Regions from separate parts of the Homo sapiens genome. Here region 1 is linked to region 2. Evidence: chromatin loops called from intact Hi-C (ENCODE). Cell type or tissue: adrenal gland. All regions are shown on one strand. Each heading gives the region's core, and the rest is flanking DNA. Links, peaks and the distances in the headings are about the cores only.

The links. Hi-C counts contacts between places; a loop is a spot of excess contacts. Peaks named below come from ENCODE experiments on the same cell type or tissue, not always from the same donor. Only the 100,000 strongest peaks of a DNase experiment are listed, where the experiment ranks them.
Region 1: it touches region 2 in a loop (3-fold over the local background); 46 of 110 quality-filtered maps call a loop at or near these places.

The regions. Positions count from the first base shown.
Region 1 is chr10:58,389,889-58,397,888 of GRCh38, reverse strand. It overlaps TFAM (transcription factor A, mitochondrial), which reads right to left. Exons shown (of 7, transcript NM_003201.3): 5 at 7,029-7,124; 6 at 3,475-3,531; 7 at 1-2,961. The coding sequence ends at 2,815. Among named protein-coding and RNA genes, the nearest start is that of TFAM, 8.5 kb to the right of the region's middle. In adrenal gland, for the core only: a CTCF peak has its summit at 4,387 (motif pointing right); no DNase peak of the experiment used is centred there.
Region 2 is chr10:58,169,839-58,182,798 of GRCh38, reverse strand. No RefSeq gene overlaps it. Among named protein-coding and RNA genes, the nearest start is that of IPMK, 92 kb to the left of the region's middle. In adrenal gland, for the core only: a CTCF peak has its summit at 5,248 (motif pointing left); no DNase peak of the experiment used is centred there.

The sequences.
Region 1 (8,000 bases), core at 1-8,000, 220 kb before region 2:
GTCCCAACGACTCGGAAGGATCACTTGAGCCCAGGAGGTCAAGGCTGCAGTGAGCCAAGATCACACCATGCCCTCCAGCCTGAGCAATATAATGAGACTCTAACACACACACGTGCACACACACACACACACACACACAAATAAGACTTTATATGAGTGGTCATTGGTTATGATGTTCTTATTCTTTATAAGAGAAAATCTGTGTATACTGTTACAGCTGAATGGCATTTGGTATATGGCATGCCAGTCTTCCACATGTACTGATGTTTAAGAAAGGCTTGGATCCAGTGTGTATTCTGGATGTCGGGGGAAAAAAAGGCTTGGAAACCAGGTTATCCTATTATTTAAAATATTAAAAATTACATTATTTTAGAAACAGAGAACCAAATACAAGCTGATACTACCATAAAATTACCATAAAATAGTTTTGCTCTTTTTTCACTGTTTACACCTTTCCTCCCTATATTAAGTTGTTAAGTACTTGAGAAACGTACTTAACACTGAACTTCCCAATATATTTGGGAAGGTATGATATGAATGTTAAGTATAAAATAATACGGGTAGTTAATGTTAAAAGAACTCAGAGGAAATTTCCCCGCAGGGTAACTACAAAGATGTTTTCTATGCTGCATTTGTCCCGAGATGTTTATGTAACTCATTCCTCTATCTCAATCATTACATACCCCTCATTACAAACACTCCTATGTGCTCTCTGAGCTCATCTGAAGAGAACAGAATTGAGTCGATGATTTGAGTTATGATTTTCTCCATTCTCCTAGGGACTGTACATAATTAGTACCATTCTAGATGACACAGGGACTTAGGGCTTTTTCTCCTGCAAACCTAATTGAGAAAGCCTGTGATAGACACTAGCACACCTCCTTCTCTTTCCCCCTACTCCCAGACTGCTCTGGCCTCAAACCCATCCTATCTATTTCACCAATGGCCAACACTGTCCTGTCTGCACCCAGAGTGAGAAGCTCCCACAGGGAAAAGTTATTTTAAAATATCCAACTTTATATATTTAAAGCCTCATATTTCCTCATAAGCTACTATTTTTCTCTCCCATTCCTACCTTTGTCAAGCTCAGCATATAACAAGTCATCTTTTTGTGACATCAAAGTCTTCAAAGTCTTTCTGGAGATCTAGAATCTACAATTTCTAAATATTTTGCATAACGCATAAAGTGCATATAAATTGAGTTATCCTATATCTGTGAACTGATGAGAATTATTCTGCTCAAACAGGTGGTGAAAACCTTTGCTTGACTCTCCTAAAAGGATAAACAAATACTAAAGAAAGATGGCTTTCAACTACAGTGAGGTTCTTGTGATATGTGCTACTGGAAAAAGTACATTTTTACCAAGCCATAGCAAATAATTTTAAAAGAATATCATTCCACAGTATATGGATCTTTTTCATTATACTGCAATGTAATTTGAAACTAGATTATTTTCCTTGCTAACACTGAGAAGCAACAATTTGTTTAGATTATCTAGTGATGACCTTTTTCCTCTTAAAGGTGACAATGATTCTAAAACAAGAACATCTGAAAACATTTGAAAAAACTATCCCAACACTTCAATACATTGGAACAGTAGTCATATCACACTATACTATAGACCATGGGTTGATAAATTTTTTCCATAAACAGACAGACAGTAAATATCAGGCTTTGTGGGCTATAGTTTCTGTGGCAGCTACTCTGCCACAGAAAAGCAGCCATAGACAAGTAAAAGAATGATCTTGGTTGTGTTTCAACAAACTTTATTTATGAACACTAAATATTCATGTTAATTTTCAAGTATCATAAAAGTCTTTAAAAAAAAACATTTAAAATTATAAACACAATTCCTAGCTCACAGGCCATAAAAAGCAGGCAGCAGGCTGGATTTGATCCACAGGCCATAGTTGGCTGTCTCTTAAACAGGCTTTTATACGTTATGCAAAGTGTTTCAAATTCCAGAGACTTTGGAGACTTTTCGTTTTTTAGATTTCTCATTTTAAAACACACATAATACAAGTTTTCTTTCTGGATCAATATACTCACGAGAGAAAATAATTCAGAAAAAAATAAAATTCCTTACTTAAAAAAAGGGAAAAGCTATAGAACAAATGTTTCGTCTTAAAATATATTTAGGAAATGTAAAATTAAAGATTAAAAATTTTATTCTATGCAACATAAAATAATATGCATAAATCTGGCACATAATTTCTTTGTTTTTACTTTAGAAAAAAGACAGTAAGAAAAAAGTTTATAAATTTCTCAGTCCCTTTTATACAAAGTTGCAACTAAAACCAGCAATCACTTATATGTACAACCATCAACTCTGAATACAATGTGAATTATACCTAGGAACTGTAATTTACCTAGATGAGTTCTGCCTGCTTTATGAAAAACACACACTTATATCACAGAACACCGTGGCTTCTACAATTTGTAACAATTTTGAAAACGAAACTCCTGCCTCCATAATATAAGGAAACAAGAGTACTCTTTCCATAGTCATCATCCTGTATAAAAAAAACTTCATAGTCTGATTTACCTTTGTCAAAGGTAAAATGATTCACATTTGCTTGGATTACTCTGATCCTCAGTAGTTCCTAAACACAAAATAAAGTTTGCATGAACCTTTATCTGGGTTTTCCAAAGCAAGTATTATGCTGGCAGAAGTCCATGAGCTGAATAAAAAGATACTAAATATAAAAGGTTTACCAACTTTATCCTTTCTTAATTTTACGATAGCTTCAGGTATTGAGACCTAACTGGTTTCCTGTGCCTATCCATTGTGAACACATCTCAATCTTCTACTTTTAACACTCCTCAGCACCATATTTTCGTTGTTTCTTTATTGTGCGACGTAGAAGATCCTTTCGTCCAACTTCAATCATTTGTTCTTCCCAAGACTTCATTTCATTATGATAACGAGTTTCGTCCTCTTTAGCATGCTGAATATATAACTGAGAAAAAGCATAACTGTTAAAATGATTTACTTATTTTTTGAGATAAAATGATTATTTAAAATAGCAATTAATTTCTGGAATGCTTCTGTATATACTTTAGAAATTACATTACCATTCTACATGTATAAAGGCAGACTGGAGAAGAAATATTTTCATGAGATAAAAGTTAGATGATGAAAATGTAAGAGATAGACTGTTATCTCTTTGAATGAAATTGTTACAAGTTCAGATCTTGAGGTGCAGGAAGGGGGCAGCAGCAGGGTATCACTGCCACTGAATAAGTGGACACTCAGGCTTATGAGTGCTGTGGTTTCAAATACCAATTTTATTTGCAGACAAAAACTACCAAGAGAAAAATGCCAAACTGGTTCTGAGAATATGAAAATAATTTTAGAATACTTGTATTATTAGTAATACAAGGTTGTCTTCACATGAATCAAGCCTTGCCCTAATACATTCTCTCACAGATATCCTAAGTAGACACTTGAGACTAACAACCGTAATACTCACTTCCTTTTCAGAGTCAGACAGATTTTTCCAGTTTTCCTTTACAGTCTTCAGCTTTTCCTGTAAAACAATATATGTTTAAGTTAAGGTAGATATGGGGACTTCAGTGACCTTTATTATTCATTCCAACAAAAACTCAAGATACCAAGAATTACAGGCAAAGCCTCATCAATTCTTAACATCTTTTCTCTCTAAACAAAAACTATCAAACTGTTACAATTTACAAAAATGAACTGAATGAAGGTACATATTTTTGATTCGGAAATATTAATATTCAGGTATAATCTATGTGTTGTCATAAACTAACTTCAAAGTCTGTTTTTATTCCTTCCCTGTAGCTTTAGGTTTTATTTGAAAATCTGTGCTTCAGTGTTTAGATGCAGTAATAAGAACAATACAGCACAAGTCCAGTAAGTCTACTTAGTTGAACTTAATTATATGACCTGGAAAAGGTCACTTTACCTCCCTTGGGCTTGGCTCTTCATTTATAAAATTAAAGGGATAGAATTTTTTTTTTTTTTTTGAGACAAGGTCTCACTCTGTCACTCAGGTGGGAAAGCAGTGGTATGATCACAGCTCACTGCAGCACTGACCTCCTGGGCTCAAGTGATCCTCCTGTCTCAACTTCTGGAGTAGCTGGGACCACAGATATGCACCACCATGCCTGGTTAATTTTTTTAAAAAACTTTTTTTGTAAAGATGGGGTCTTACCACGTTGCCCAGGGCTGGTCTTGAACTCCTGGAATCAAGCAACCCTCCCACCCCGCTTCCCAAATTGTTAGGATTACAGGCATGAGCCACTGTGCCCAGCCAAAGATGTTTACTTTTGCTTTCCCTAAAATCCCATTAAACAAAGAAATCTTTTTAAAGGATAATCCCACATGAATAAAGACAACAGAAGAGGGCACTATCAACACAAAATTCTGGAAGCTGAAAAGCAGATGCATTAGTGGTAACTGACTTAACTGACAAAAGAAAGCTAATTGTTAAACTGACAGTGGAGAAAACCTAAAAGCAACTTAATTTACCATACAGAATTCCCAAATATCTCAGGAATTGGCAGCACCAGACAGGTGTAAAACAGGTGAAGCTAAGGTTAAACACAAGATTGGCTGAAAGACTGTTTAAAAAGAGATTAGGGCCAGGTGTGGTGGCTCACGCCTGTAATCCCAGTACTTTGGGAGGCCGAGGCAGGCAGATCATGAGGTCAGGAGTTCGAGACCAGCCTGGCCAATATGGTGAAACCCCATCTCTACTAAAAATATAAAAAATTAGCCAGGTGTGGTGGCACGTGCCTGTGGTCCCAGCTACTAGGCAGGCTGAGGCAGGAGGATCGCTTGAACCCGGGAGGCGCAGGTTGCAGTGAGCCGAGATCACGCCACTGCACTCCAGCCTGGGCCACAGAGTGAGACTCCGACTCAAAAAAAATAAAGAGAGGTTGGGTCAGGCACAGTGGCTCACATCTGTAATCCCAGCACTTTGAGAGGCTGAGGTGGGTGGATCACCTGAGCTCAGGAGTTCAAGACCAGCCTGGGGTAATATGATGAGACCCCGTCTCTACAAAATACCCAAAAAATTAGCCAGGCTTGGTGGCACATGACTGTAGACCTGGCTACTCAAGAGGTTGAGGTGGGAAAATTGCTTGAGCCCGGAAGGCAGAGGCTGCAGTGAGCTGAGATAGTGCCACCGCACTCCAGCCTGTATAACAGGCTGCCTGTCTCAAAAAAAAAAAAGAGGTTAAATTTCTACCATGGCAAATTTTAGGACATTTATCCTCTCTAGAGAGTAAAATAGTGTCACTCTGTGAAAACCAGGTACAGGTACAGTTGAGGGAAATGGTACCATACTAAAAGCAGAGAGATTAAGTTAAAATGTATCCAGCAGTTCAGGAAAAACAAAACAAAACAAAACAAAAAAAAAGGAAAGAAGACTAAAGGAAAACAGTACGGAAAAAAATAAGAAAATAAGGACCAGCTCAGAAGATGCATATACATGTAGCAGGAGTTCTAAAGGGGAGGAAAAAAAAAGCACCAGATCACATTTAAAGGACCAATAATCAAAACAGTTTTAGATTTCTCAAAAGCAGTACAATAAGGTAGAAGAAAAGGAATTTTTACATTTTGAAGAAATATGTTTTCCAAACTAGAATTCTATGCCCAGTCTAACAAGTGAATGTGAGGATACAGACATTTTCAGACATGCAAAACTCAAAAATTTAATCTCCCATGCACCTTTACTGGGAAAGATGCTATACAAGAATCAGAGTAAACCAAAAAAGTAAACAACAGAAGCAAAAGCAGCACCACAAGGATAATGAAGGCAATCTCAAGATGTTAGCTGTATACTAGGATTAGAAGGCAACAGTCACACTGGAACAAACCCCAGTTTTCAGAGTTAAACTGAAAGAAAAACACATCCTAAATTTACTAAAAGCTGGTGAATACCGAGGAGTTTGAGGGTGAATTATTGGTAAGTACAAAAAAAAAAAAAAAACCTAAGTGAACAAACAGACATAAGCAACTTCAGGGAAAATAAGTTTCGTAAGAAAGAAAAAATAATCATAGCATATGTCAGCTGTGAATACAGCTTACATAATCATAATACTATTAGGTTGGTGCAAAAGTAACTGCTGTGTTTGCCATTACTTTTAATGGCAAAGACCACAATTACTTTTGCACCAACCTAATATAGACACACAATACCAAGCTAACCAAAATTTTAACTATATTGGGAGGTAGGGGAATCGAAACATGACAACAGTGGGATGACAGTTAAATGTCTAGCTTAAACGGTGGTAGGTAATGCTTAAAGCATAAGATAAACAATGATTAAAGTTGAAAAAAAATCAAGAAGCAACAATATAAAAATGTTATTTAGGGATATGGAAACAGAATTTGTAAAGTGAACTACAGATATAATAATCCCGTAGGCAGAGTGCCAAAAACTTCATCTTAGATTAACATGGGTTACGGATCTAAACATCCATTTCTCTTACTATGTCATATGATACAGGAAAAAAAGCAATTGCCCATTTGGAGCTTCTAAGCAGCAAAAAAATAGGAAAGACTAAGCCACAGCAGGGATTGACAAGCTTTCTTTTTCTTTGACACACTGATATGATGCATTCACATGTATAACACATCCCTATGGGTATAACCAAAATGTTATTAAAAGATATAAATGAAGCAATAGGTTACAATCAATTCCCCATAGAAAATATTGCAGCTCTACTCTCATTCTTTCTAGTGATCGTAAAACAGTTAAGAACTGCTGGAACAGAAAAGCCTCCAGAAGAACTTTAATATCCCTACATATTAAAAAAAATGTTAAGTATTTAAATTTAAAAAGTTGGCAATGTATGTATGTATGTGTTGGCAACTACATACCTAAATTGATTGTATATGGTAAGAAAAAAGATTTTTCTTTAAAGAGGGCCTTAGCAAAAGAGTTTACTGTCTGGATATTCACTACTTTTCTTCACTACCTGACACATGGCACTCTAGACTTTTCCTGTCTAAATATTTTAAAAATTAAACAAAAATATATTTCAGCTTTACCTGCGGTGAATCACCCTTAGCTTCTTGGAATCTTTCAGCTACATAAACGTTATAAGCTGAACGAGGTCTTTTTGGTTTTCCAAGCAGTGTTAACTCCTGAATTAAAAAAATTGGAGGGTCAAAAATAGTGTTAACCTCCATGAGACTTAATTTTACCTACAGAAACTTTATTCACTACTACGCATTACAGATTATTCCTTAAAGTGAATGTTATGATTCTTATATAGTGTGATTATTACATCTTGCGGTCAGAATTTTTTTGACAGCACTGTTATGAAAATTATGTTAGATTTCACCAGTTATTTTCCATACAAAACCATTTCCTTTACCTATTATTCTCATAGTCTCCATGAACTAAATAACTGAATATATATGTACAAAACCTTTTTAAAAGATAAAACAACCTTAGGTTCATCCTTGTAAGATACTACTGTCCCCTTGACCAAATCACTGCATGCTTCCACCACAACCCAAGAACAATGGACTATTTGTTTAATAATCTTTCATCTCACTCCATTCCCTGAATGTCTCCACCTTTAAAGCTCCATAGTTGTGTTAAATTCATTTTACTAGTTACCAAAAGGGAAGAAACTGTGGAAAAGAATACAAGTATCCCTTACTATCAGTTTAATTTCTGAGTTCAGGGAGTGATATTGCATTATTATACTTAAGTTTCTGAATTTGGATAGTAAGTAGTACCTGTAATTTACAAAATTCTGTGGCTCTTAATAGCAATTTGGCTATAATCAGTAACAAATTCAACTTTTATTCATAACTGTAAGTAGGGCTCCTCTGATTTAGTTTCTTCTTCCTGAATCTCTCAGTCACTGAGTATTGAAACTACTATAGACTCCAAGCACTTTACAACTTAACTATTTCCCTCTTTGTTTCTAGAGCTATCACTAGGGATTTCTCTCCTGAGGGTTTTACTTGTAACTTCCTAGTCCTCACACTTCTCACTTGATCTCTGAA
Region 2 (12,960 bases), core at 2,006-10,005:
AGAAAAGTCCCACCCAAAGACAGACAGACAGACAGACAGACAGACATACTTTTATCTAGTAGCACTTGGGGAAAAGAATACAGTTGGCTTTATGTATCTGCAGGTTACTTATTTGCAGATCCAACCAATCAGAGATGGAAAATATTCAGGAAAAATCTCCAACAAAAATAACAATACAACAATTAGAAATAATACAAATTTTAAAATACAGTATAACAACTATTTATATAGTTTTGCATTGTATTATATTTAATACATAATCTAGAGATGATTTAAAGCATACAGTAAGATATGGGTAGGTTGTATGCAAATGCCACACCATTTTATATCATAGACTTGAGCCTCCACAGATTTTGGAATCCATCTGGAACCAATCCTCTACAGATACCAAAGGATGACTGAATTAGATAAAATTCAGCAAATATGTCACTAATACCACCCTCTCTTTCCCACTATACCAGGTAGTGTCACTGTGAGGTGGAATTCCCTCCTTCTCCCCGAAAGGAGAAAAACCACTGAACTCATAGGGTTCGTTTCCCCTGGCTGGACAGAGACTGGGGACTTGGAGTTAACAATCTTTAACGATAAATAGAAGAGGTGGTCTCCAGAAGAGACGAGGGGTTCTGGGAAAGCACTGATGGCAACATTGTTTACCACGATTGTGACAGTGGTTATACAAATGTTATCTATTTGTCAAGACTTGAGAAACTTATGAACGGTTGCATTTTGTTATATGTAAATTATAATTAAATAGAGTTATGAAAATAAGCAATAGGCAATGTAGGGCCTGCACATGCTCTGCCAACTGTCCTTGTTCTAAGACATACATTCACTTTGTTTTCATGAAAATTAAGCAGTAAAGCACAGAGCAGAACACAATATGACTGAAAGATAAATACATTTTCTGGTTTATAAAGGTTAAATGTCCTTCCCCCAGCAACATCTCTTAGCAGACCACTAATCATTTTAATCTCTAGCTCTTAAACTTGTATTCCAAAAGAACAAATCAGAGATCCATGTATTCAAATTTAGTTTCTTCTGAGTATTCACGCACTTGAACACCCTTCATTTACTTAGATGGATGATAAGTCACCAAGTCGGAAAACATTGGGTTACTTTCTCATGAACTATCCTAATTTTTGGTCTGGTTATTCCGGATATTTTACTGAAGTTAAACTGTGATCTAAGGTATAGTAACTAGAAGTTAAATTGTGATCTAAAGTGTAGTAACAGTAGCTAGTATTCATAGTACAGTAGCTTAGTCCCAGCACTGTACTTTATATGAATTAAGCCATTAGCCATTTAGCAGCCAAAGTAATTAGAAATAGTCACAGTGTAATTTAGCTACTACCTGAGAGCAGTAAATATACCAAAAAGTCTTAGAAAAATACAGATTCCTTTCTGGTGATCCTTAGCTCCATCTTTGGAGTCAACGCCATCTTTCCAGCTGTCTCTGCAACAAAACAAAAAAAAGAGTCATCTTTGACTCTTTCTTCCAAATCCATTCTATTAGTAAGGTTTGTTGGTTCTACCTTCAAAAATACACCCAGAGTCCGACTCCCTCTCACCACCTCCAGTGCTAATACCCTGGTCCAAGTCCCCATGATCTCTTTCCAGGGTTGCCCAGTGGCCTTCTAGATACTTGCATGCTTCCCCTTTTGTCACCCTATCCTCTTTCTCCACTAGCAGTGAGAATGAGGGTGTTAAAATCCGAGTCAAATCATTTCACTCTCCCACTCAAGATCCTCCAATAGTGTCCCATCTCACTTGAATAAAATCCAAAATACTTATGGTGATTTCCAGAGCCTTATATTCTCGAAACTGTGGCTGCCTCTCTGATCTCATTTCCTTCCATTCCTATCATATTTAGCCCTCTGGCTAAGCTGGCACTGCCCTTCGTGCAGTTCTTCCTGCTACGCCTGGAATTTGCACTTGCCTTTACCTGGAACTTTCAACTCTCACATCTTCATAGACTTCTCCCCAACGCTTTCCAGTTCCCCGTGCCTGTATCATTGCCCTAGAAGGCTTTTTGCTGGGTAAGAACAGCCGGTGCCTCATGACTCAGGCATTTTGCACTGTCAAATGTTTCTTCACAGCACTTATTATTATCTGACATATATTATGTTTTTCTTATTTATTTATTGTCTGTCTCTCTCATCCCCTGTCCCAACCCACGCCCCCACACCATATTCTCCCCCTGTAGAAGGGAAGCTCCAGGAGAGCAAAAGCTTTGTCATTTTTGTTCCTGGTTGCTTCTGCAGCATCTAGAACACTGCTTGGGACAGAGTAGGTGCTCCTTATATGTAGAAGGAAAGAAGAAAGAAAGAAAGAAAGAGAGAGAGAGAAAAAAAGAAAGGAAGAAAGAAAGAGAAAGAAGAAAGAAAGAAAGAAAAAGGAAGGAAGAAAGGAAGGAAGAGAGAGAGAGGGAGGAAGGAAGGAAGGAAGGAAGGAAGGAAGGGTAATGTCTTTTTGGTGACTTTAAATTTTAGAGGATAAATATTTGTGATCCTGTTCCCCACTAGCTGCAGGGGCTTTTGAGGGTTCCAAGGGTGTTGGAGCATAAATGGCTCTAGTTGGCTGTGCTCTCAGGTAGTTCTGTTCTCCCTGCTTTTCGACAGCTACTCTCTTTCTTTTGAATAGAAGCTTTTTTAGCAGGCAAGGAAGCTGTATGTTTGGGCGCCCTTCCAGACCTCACCCTTTGTGTCTTTTCACTTAATTCATCCTGGTTTGTATCCTTTATAATATACTGTAATTATAAGTGTAGCACTCTCCTGAGTTCTGTGAGTCATTTTAGTGAATTATTGAACCTGAGGGGGTCCTTGAAACCCCCAGATTTGTAACCAGTTGGTCAGAAGTATGGGAGGCCTGGACACCCCTGAATTGGCATCTGAAATAAGAGCAGTCTTTGCGGGGACTGTGTTCTTTAACTTGCGGAGTCTGAATGCTAACTGGATGGTTAGCATCAGAATTGTATTGCAGTATATTAATATGTGTTGCTGTTTAAAGATGGCTTGGTTAATATATACTTTTGATTGATTCACACTGAACACCCAGCCAACAGCACTGTAACTCATGCCTGAATGAAGCTTATCTTCATGTGTATTTTCTTCCTCACGCATATTACAGCCTTCTACACTTAGGAACACTAGGCAACACCTCAGCACTACTCTTGGTAGGGCCATTTTAAACAGCAATATCACCAAAAAAGTAAATAAAAATAATAAAAGTACCAAAATGCAAAATCATGGCAGTAAATAGACTGTGAAAAGGATACTTGTTTATGTGAGCTGAAACAAGAAGGCAGAACATTACCTTGTTTGATTGCAGCTAGGAAAGCGTGCCTCCGGTGACTCATTTTGTGTGTGTGTGTGTCTGTTCTGTATGTGTCTGCAAATGACTGATAAAATGCTGTCAATATTTATTGTTGTTTTTAGTATTTGTGTTGGGGCTGCAAATAAATTTTAGCAAGTAGGTGAATTTGCAAATATGAAATCCATAAATAGTGAGGCTCAACTCTGTATACATTAAGACATCTCCCCCACCCCTCCCCCACACAAACATGCACATTTGATTACAACCTTCTATCTCACATCTTAAAAAAAATTTGAGGCCTGGTGCAGTGGCTCACTCCTGTAATCCTAGCACTTTGGGAGGCTGAGGTGGGAGAATGACTTGAGGCCAAGAGTTTGAGGCAAGCCTGGGCAGCAAAGCAAAACCCTGTCTCTATAAAAAATTTTTAAAAACCAGCCAGGCATGATGACTCAGGCCTATAGTCCCAAATACTTGTGAGGCTGAGATGGGAGGATCACTTAAGCCCAGGAGTTGGAGGTTACAGCGAGCTATGATCACATCACTGCCTGGACAACAGCCCTTGATCTTGTTTAATTCTGCAGCTGCTTTTTCTGCTCCATAACAAGCCAGGGTGGGACTCAGCTCCTTTTCTTTGATTTCCTCTCACACTAATCACACAGAGACTTTGTTTGTGCAGCAGGATTAAAGGAAGGCTTGGGAATGATAAACTTGGTTGCATTGCAATAACACAAACAAATTGAAATAGAATGTTAAACATCTGTGTCTTAAACTACCCTTTAGTGCCTACATCTCTCCCTCCTGGAATTTTTAACAGTTACTATATCCGAGTCCTTAATGTCTTTATTAAAAACAACAAGCCATCTACCTACTTCAGATCTTAAGCTTAACATCACTGGCAAAGCCTTCCAGTCTCAGTTGTGTTCCCCTGTTTCTCAACAATGTCTGTAAAGAACAGAGGTTTAATTTTACAAAAATGAATTATGATAGCCACTTTTGGCAAGCACAGTTTCAGTAACATTTTTCTTCCTCTATGTTACTGATGTCAAACCTATCTAATCCTCATACAATCTCTATGAGAAAGTTTTATTCCAAATTTACAGATGAGGAAAAGGCCTGGGGAGGTTAAACAGCTTCCAACTCCTGAACACTGCCCAAGCTCACAGAGCTTAGAATGAGTTCAATGCAGATCTAAGAGGCCAAGGGATTTAACTACGGCACTAGATTTGCTTACTTCCCAATTCTGTAATTTCCTTAACAAGGGATACCTGTGTTAGTGATAATATGTTGTGCCATGTATATCACTGTGGAAAAAAACCCCGTCTTTAATCAAATTAAATGCTGAAAATACCATCCAAGTTAAAAGTTAAAGATGTGGGTTTATGGACTCTTGCATTTCATAGAGATACTCTGCGTGGTGAAGAAGCTATTGAAAGGCAATACCAAAAATCAAATTGTTTCTGTTTGAGAGTACTATATAAAAAGGTTTTAAATAAATACTTAATTATATTGGTTAATTAGGTACCTGCAATATTAGGCAATTTTCTGATGTAAGACAATTCTGAAAGTATGCAAATTAAAGAAGTAAAAGTACAATGGTGGAAGCATGTCCAGATTATATAAATGAATTAAAAATTTTCAACTTGTCGCTAAGCAGATTTCTTGCTTTCTTTTAAATATACAGAAAAAGCATATGGATTCTCAAGATAAACCACATATGAAAAAGTTTTAGCTTTTTTTAAAATTTTTACAGCTTCACTGAAATGTCATTCAAGACATATTAGTAAATTTGTGATTTAAATTTAGAAGCCATCACCACAATCCAATTTTAGAACTTTTCTAGCACTTCCCAAATTTCCTTCAATTTCACCTTTTAAGGAGTGTTAAGAGCAGAAAACACACACAATTATCTGACTTAAAGAGAAAAGAAAAATCACCTAGTACCACCTAGTGGTGTATAAGTAGATAGCGAGTTGATTTTGGAATTTTTGAAATCCAATACTCAGACATTTCTCTTCCATGGGATTACAAATTAGCTACTAATATTTCTGGTTTATAATCGAAAGTTAACTTCAAAATATCCACAAGCTTATCCAAAATATTTACTAGATAAATTTTAAAAACTTTAGTTTTAAAAACAAATGATATCCTTTCTTCAAATGAGAGTTTACTTGGAGTCCCAGTATGTTTAGCAGATAAATACTTAGTTTATCATTGGATGGTCTACTCACTCCCCTACTTGCTGAAAATAATTGTAGAAAGTAAAGACTGTGGAGAAATACACAAAACAGAAAGAATAGTTATCTCTGAGTACTGGAAAATAAGTGAGGTTTTCCTTTTGGTTTTATTTTTTCGCTGGAGTGTGTATATATAATTGAAAAAAACTATAATAAGTTGTATTTAGAAATTCAATATAAAATTTTAAAATATTGCAAAAATGCCTACCAAGGTCCTTGCAAAACAGCAATTTTCCATGAATATTATTTGCCCTTCTCGTTTCCTTCCTATTGGTGACAGTAACTCTCCATCACTCACAGGCTGAGGACAAAGGAAAATGTCTATGTCTTATGGTTAGCTTGAGCTGCCATAATTAAGTGTTATATAGACTGGGTGGCTTAAACAATACAAATTCACTTTCTCACAGTTCTTGGGGCTGGTAGTTCAATGGTTAAGGTGGAAGGCAATGATTAATTGGGAATGTCTTCTCTCAGCCTCGCCATGTAATTCCTTGCAGGAGTCTCTGCTAATGTTATCTGGCTTCATGGAAGCTCAATGTCCCATGAGTAATGAAGTCATATTGTGTAAGGTTCATATGGTGAAATGCACATAATTCTGATAGTGTTCCTGGAAAACAGTGCTTTATGATGGAAAAACTATTCAGAGAAAGAATAATTTCAGCAAGTACAGTTATATAAGAAGTCATGTCAAATAGAATAATAGTAGTAAATGCCTAATTTGGATTCCACTTCTGGTTCTGATTCTTACTATCCACGTGACCTTGAGCAAACCACTTGATGTCCTCCTGAGTTTGTTTCTCAACTGTCAAATGGGGATAATAAAAAAATCTACTTTATAGGGTTGTTATGAGAATTAAATGAAATGATAAACATATAGCATATATTAAACACTCAATAAACATTAGGCATTACTACTATTACTTTACATTAATATTATTTTCTTAGGATGGCATATGAAAGATCTGTCTTAACTGTGACTTTGGGGGAAATCTAATCACACCACTCCCATAGGTGTGGATTACAGAACTTTGGGAGAGATAGACACAGTGCTGTCCTTGGTTCTGAAACCACCATACTAGGACATGATTGCTTTGAAACCTCAGGATACTGGTGAATGCTGGTCCAACCTCTTCCAAGAATTTTGAAGCAGGCAAGGGCAAAAGTGGAGGAAATTATGGAGGAGGAGGAGAAGGAGGAGGAGGAAGAGAGAGAGAAGCATAATTCCTAAGAACTTGCTAGGAAAGGGGTGGGAAGAAACCTGCTTGACATTGTTTTCAAAGTGCATTGGTTGCTGTCATCAAGCAAGAAACAACCCCCTTGTATTTGGCAGAGAATTGTAGGTGTGTGCTGAGGGGGTACTTTATATATTCCTTTCCTCAAGCTATCCTTGGTGTACTTCCCTATCTCTGTGCCTAATCACCTTGGTATCAGTACCTAATCAGTAAACTGAAAGTTCACTGAGGGCAAGGACTGGGTCTCCTGCACTCTTGTGAGGACAAAGGAAAATGTCCATGTCTTAGCTTGGGCTGCCATAAAAAGCATTGTAGTCTAGGTGGCTTAAACAATATAAATTTATTTTCTCACAGTTCTGGGGGCTGGAAGTCCAAGGTAAGGTTGCCAGCATAGTTGAATTCTGGTGAGGGCTCTTTTCCTGGCTTGCACATGACCGCCACCTACTCCCTGTGTCCTCGCATAAGGGTGAGGGAGAATGGTGAAGAAAGCTTTATAGAGCAAACTCTCTGGTCTCTTTCTATAAGGACACAAATTCCATTATCACGAGGGCCCCTAATTAGCTCCCAAAGACGCTATTTCCAAATAGCATCACACTAGAGGTTAGGGTTCAACATGTGAAATATGAGGGGACATAAACATTTGAGCGGACATCAATCCACGATATCTTGTAAAGTGGGAAGCACACAGTTTCTGTAACTGAAGGCCCTCAATAAATGGTAGTTTTATAAAAAGAAGCGGCTGTATCCTGGGCCTCACTGTTTTGATGTTACTATATAATTCTACTTTTTCATGTTGCAGATTAAGTAAGTTGAATCTGGTATTAGCACATATGGCTTTGTTATTGTCTTTGTTTCCTTGGCGGTGTGCACCTGCTCAGCATAGAAGATGTGCAGATTGACTGTGCTGAGAATGGCAGTTATCCAGAGGTGTGGAACACTGCAGCATGGAGCCTCCATAGCAGAAAAGGCCAGAGTCTAACTACACTAAGGGATGATTGCTGGGTGGAGCCTGAGTGCATTGTATTCTAGAGTTTAATGTGCACGAATAGCCACGACTTACGTAGCGCTTAGTGTATGCCAGCTGTTCTAAGCATGTTATATATATAGATTCATTTTAATTATTACAAAAACCCTAAGGGATAAAACTGTTATTATTTGAATTTTACAGATGAGGAAATTAAGGCAAAAATATGTAAAAAAAACCTTGACAAAGGTCACACAGTAAGTGTCACAGGGGGAATTTGAATTCAGGCCATTGGATTCCAGTGTTTTAACCACCATGGTATGGTATCCTTCCTAAAATTTAAGTAACACCCTGCAAGGAATTTTCTTCTTGGGTTTAGTCTACTAGCATATACTGTATCTTCCTATGGTTAATATCTAAATACTGTGAGGAGTGGTGGGGGTGGGGGGCAAGACTGAAGATGAGAATTGAGAAGTGGCTTCCTCTGGAAAAGCGATTTACTCAGGTAAGAGAGAGACAGTGTCTTTAAGAAGGTAGCACAGCCTCACCAGGACAGGGTAGAGAGGGCTGATCCATTTGTCTGAGGAGGTTCATAGGGAGTTGGAGTCTTGGTGTAGTCCAAATCTTCTAAATTCTGTCCCACTCCTTTGTGACCAATGCTATAACTGTCATGTAAGAAATCATGAAACTGTGACCTCAGACCTTGGAAGAAATTCAATCTCCAATTATCTTAGCTTTAGTGCTAAATAATAATAGAAAGCCTTTAGTTCATCATGGTTCAGAGAATTTAAGCATTTGAGCTTTTGTCTGTTTAACTTTCTGGTTTTGTTAGAAGTTGCTACTCCGCAATATTGAATTCCTTCAGTTTTTCATACTAGTCTAAGGTCGGAGAATAGCTCAGCTTCCCTAAATCTCTTTTAAAGGTCAGTTTATTCCAGGTGACCATAGGAATTCATTTAATTAGATAATTCACCACAGCATGCTATGGGCTGCTAAAGTCTAGTTTCTGAGCATTAACATAGTTCTTACTACCTTTAAGTCAAATAACCAGTGCCAGATTTTTCCTATCCCTGAGGGTCGAGTGTCTGCAACTAACTCCTGATGACGTAGTGGAAAATTTTGAGCCAGAAATATCATTTCCACCTATGTTCATTTCCTAGGACTGCTGAACCAAATTACTACAAACTGAGTGGCTTAAAACAGTAGAAATTTATTTTCTCATAGTTCTGGAGGCTAGAAGCTCTAAATCAAGGTGCTGGCAGGGCCATGTACACTTTGAAGCCTCCTTGAGCTTTCAGAGACTCAAAGACTCCTTCCTTTGCCTCTTCCTAGCTTCTGGTAACTCCCAGCATTCCTTGGTGTTCTTTGGTTGATATGGTTTGGCTGTGTTCCCGCCCAAATCTCATCTTGAATTGCAGTTCCCATAATCCCCATGTGTCCTGGGAGGAACCAGGTGGAGATAACTGAATCAGGTTTCCCCATCCTGTTCTCGTGATAGTGAGTTAGTTCTCATGAGATCTCATGGTTTTATAATGGGAGTTCCCCTTCACTGGGCACTCATTCTCCTTCCTGCCATAATGTGAAGAAGGATGTGTTTGCTTCTCCTTCTGCCATTGTTAGTTTCCTGAGGCCTCCCAGCCATGCTGAACTGTGAGTCAATTAAACCTCTTTCCTTTATAAAGTACTCAGTCTCGGGAATGTCTTTATTAGCAGCATGAGAATTGACTAATACATTGGTTTATACCTGTCTGACTCCCATCTCTGCCTCTGTCTTTATTTGGCCTTTCCCCCTCTATGTATGTCTGTGTCTCTTTGTCTCTAAATTTTCCTTTCCTTATAAGGACACAAGTTATTGAATTTAAGGCCCACCCTCATCCAGTATGAGCTCATCTTAATTTGATTACATCTGCAAAGAGACTGTTTTAAAATAAGATCATGTTTACAGGTACTGGAAGTTAGAGCTTGAAAATAAATTGTATTTTAGCTTTTTAATTGTTTAATGCTTGCTTTTAAATCAAATTATACAGTCACATAGATTAAAGTGCCAAATCATTCTGAAATTCTTTTTTCAAAGCACCTGTATGCCCTTTATCCCATTTCTTTTCTTGCAGAAAAGTATTTGCTCACAGAAAAACTGAATTTTAAAAATTTTAGCTTTTGTTTCCTGAGCACAGCTACCTGTATTTCAGCTTCTTCCTCAATCTTGCCCTCTTTTACTTGAGTTGCTGGTTGAACATAAATTTTTGTGGGACACAATTTATCATCATTGCCCACAATTGGTGATTATAGTTCCTGTTATCATTTTTTGCATGTCTGGTATCTTCAGGACTCTTACATTCCTGCTAAATGTCTCCTAAGACTTCTGAATTAGACAAAGGGACAAATGACAGGAAAAGCACATTATAAAATGCAGGACACAGGAAAGTGAATGTGCCATCTGAAAGTAGCTAATTTCCGCTGGCTATAATTAGATCCATCCCTAAAATATGGTAAGTTGCTTGACTGGTACTGGGCATTGATGCTGGCAGGCAGGCAGTAGCCCTCCAGTAAAAAGATGATATTGCCAATTCCTGTAATCTCCTCTTTAATACATTTTTTTTCCAAACAAATGTAAATTTTCAACAGATTTTACTTTTGTTTCTACATTTTCTTGTACGGTATGGGGAAGAGGAGACAAGCAGTATAATAGAAAATGATATTTCATTTCTGTTCACTCCAGTAATAAGTGTCAACAGGTCTCTTAACTCTTTCAGTGTTCAACAACATTTCAAGATTCTGCCGGGAAGCCTGGAGGCTAAAATATTTCTGAATTAAAAAATTAAGCTTTTATACATTGATAACACCAGGTTATTCTGTTTCTTGAAAAGTAACTAGAAGCCTTCTGTGAAAAGAAACTATACCATTTCAAATCCACTCGGAGGAGTCAATTATTCCCCCCCAAATATTCTCCTCTGCATTCCATTAAATAATTGATTGGCTTGTCAAATGCCCATTTGGTTTCCAGAGATGGTGTTCTTGATACCAAAGAGGTATTACAAATCCTTGTCAGTGCGTTCAAAAAGGTTTATAGTCCTTTTCATGTGAAAATAATTGATAATATAAAACTATTAGTAAATCATGGCATATCATAAACAGAAATGAAAGGTAGTCTGATTTTCACTATAAGTCGTTGGCTGCCATCAGTCCTCAGGGTTTGAACTATCTAGCAGTTCTGCTTAATAACATCCCAGATAGCATTGCTTCAAAAGCTCCATAAAAGGTGAAGGCTGAAAAAACTTCAAGTAATTAAATGTTGGACTGAATAAACACAACTTTCCTGAAAAAATATTTGCATGCATACTTTTTTTCTTTCCAAGCCTAGTTTTGGCCTATTTTTCAAATTTTTTTTTGAAAAAATTTTTCAAATTTTCAAGATTTTTTTCAAATCTTGAGCAGCAGATAACTTTCCACACCCAAATGAACGATCTGAGAACATTAAAAAGGGGCTGGATTTCCCCATCAAAGTCTGAGAGTTAAAAAAATTTACTTCAGTGTGTCTCCCATGCTAGAGTATGCTGGCTATCTATTCAATGTCTATTCTTTTTTTCTTCTGCAGTAATAGAAACCCCAGTTTTCATCTTGGTACATGGAAGCCTTCAATAAAGTATACATTTCCCGGATCCTCAGAAAGCTTGGTGTAGTCATGACCAAGTTCTGGTCAATGAGAATGTTAATGTTGCATCTTTCAGGCCACACCCTTTTAAAAGGAAGGGGTTTGCCTTTCCCCTCCATTTCCTAACTTTTTTTCTTTCCTGATAGCTGGAATGCAAATATGATACTGAGTTATCTTGGACTATGCATATGCATGTAACACACCAGCCTTGTATCTCATGGCTTTCATTTGCTAATCTCTGAATATTAATTAGGCTGAGCATCTTTTTTCATATGTTTACAGGTCATTCAAGTGCAGCATTCAACTCAATGAGTTGAAAAAAAGTAATAAGACACAGCTAAAGAAGCAAGAAGGAGAGAAATAATAAAGATGTTTATTTTTAACCTTTCTTAATTCCTAGTGAGTCCATGTAAACAATAAATTTCCCAAGTGCTGCCTTAGCTATGTCAAACTAAATTTTACATAAACTGGGTTTTGTTTGCATTCAGTTATAAATAGATCTTAATGTTCTTTAAGGTTTTTTTTTTTTTTCTCTTAGCCCATGGATTGTTTGGTCATATATTATTTAGTTCTCAAACATTTGTTACATCTCAATAGCTATATTTTTGGTATTAATTTATAAACTTATTGTATAATAGTCTGAGTAATAGTTTGAAGTACATATTGGTCATTTGGAATTTATTGAGATTATTGTAAAGGCTTGAAATAGTTCATTCTTATATATGTTGCATGTATATTCAAAAGGTGTATCATCTACTATATCTAATATGTTAGGATGGTGCAAAAGTAATTGTGGTTTTTGCCATTAAAAGTAATTGGATATATGAAATTTAATTAATATTAAACTTTAATAGTGGGCAAAAATAGCAATTACTTTTGCACCAACCTAACATATATATGTATTTATTATACTTTAAGTTCTAGGGTACATGTGCACAACTTGCAGGCTTGATACATAGGTATACATGTACCATGTTGGTTTGCTGCACCCATCAACTCATCATTTACATTAGGTATTTTTCCATACCAACCTAATGTTTAAATAAATTTCATATATCCAATACTAATTGTTCAAGTATTTGATATCTTCATTTATTATTATCTGCTTGTCCTATTAGTTTTGAGGAGATTATGTTATAAATCTCTCACTGTAGTTGTTCTTTTTAGAATAACGCTTTTTAAGCCGGGCACAGTGGCTCATTCCTGTAATCTCAGCACTTTGGGAGGCAGAGGCAGGAAGATTGCTTGAGCTCAGAAGTTTGAGACCAAACTCGGCAGCATGGTGATATCCCTGTCTCTATAAAAAATAAAAAAATTAGGTGGGCACAATGGCTCGCACCTATAGTCCTAGCTACTCAGGAGGCTGAGGTGAGGATCACTTGAGCTGAGGAATTTGAGGCTGCGGTGAGCAATAATCATATGACTTCACCCCAGCCTGGGCAATAAAGTGATGTCTCAAGAAAAAACAAAATAAATAGAATAATGTGTTTTGCATTTATTTTGATGAGCAATTAAATATACTTATTTTGGTCTTTGTCAAGTGATACAGAAATTGATTACATTTAT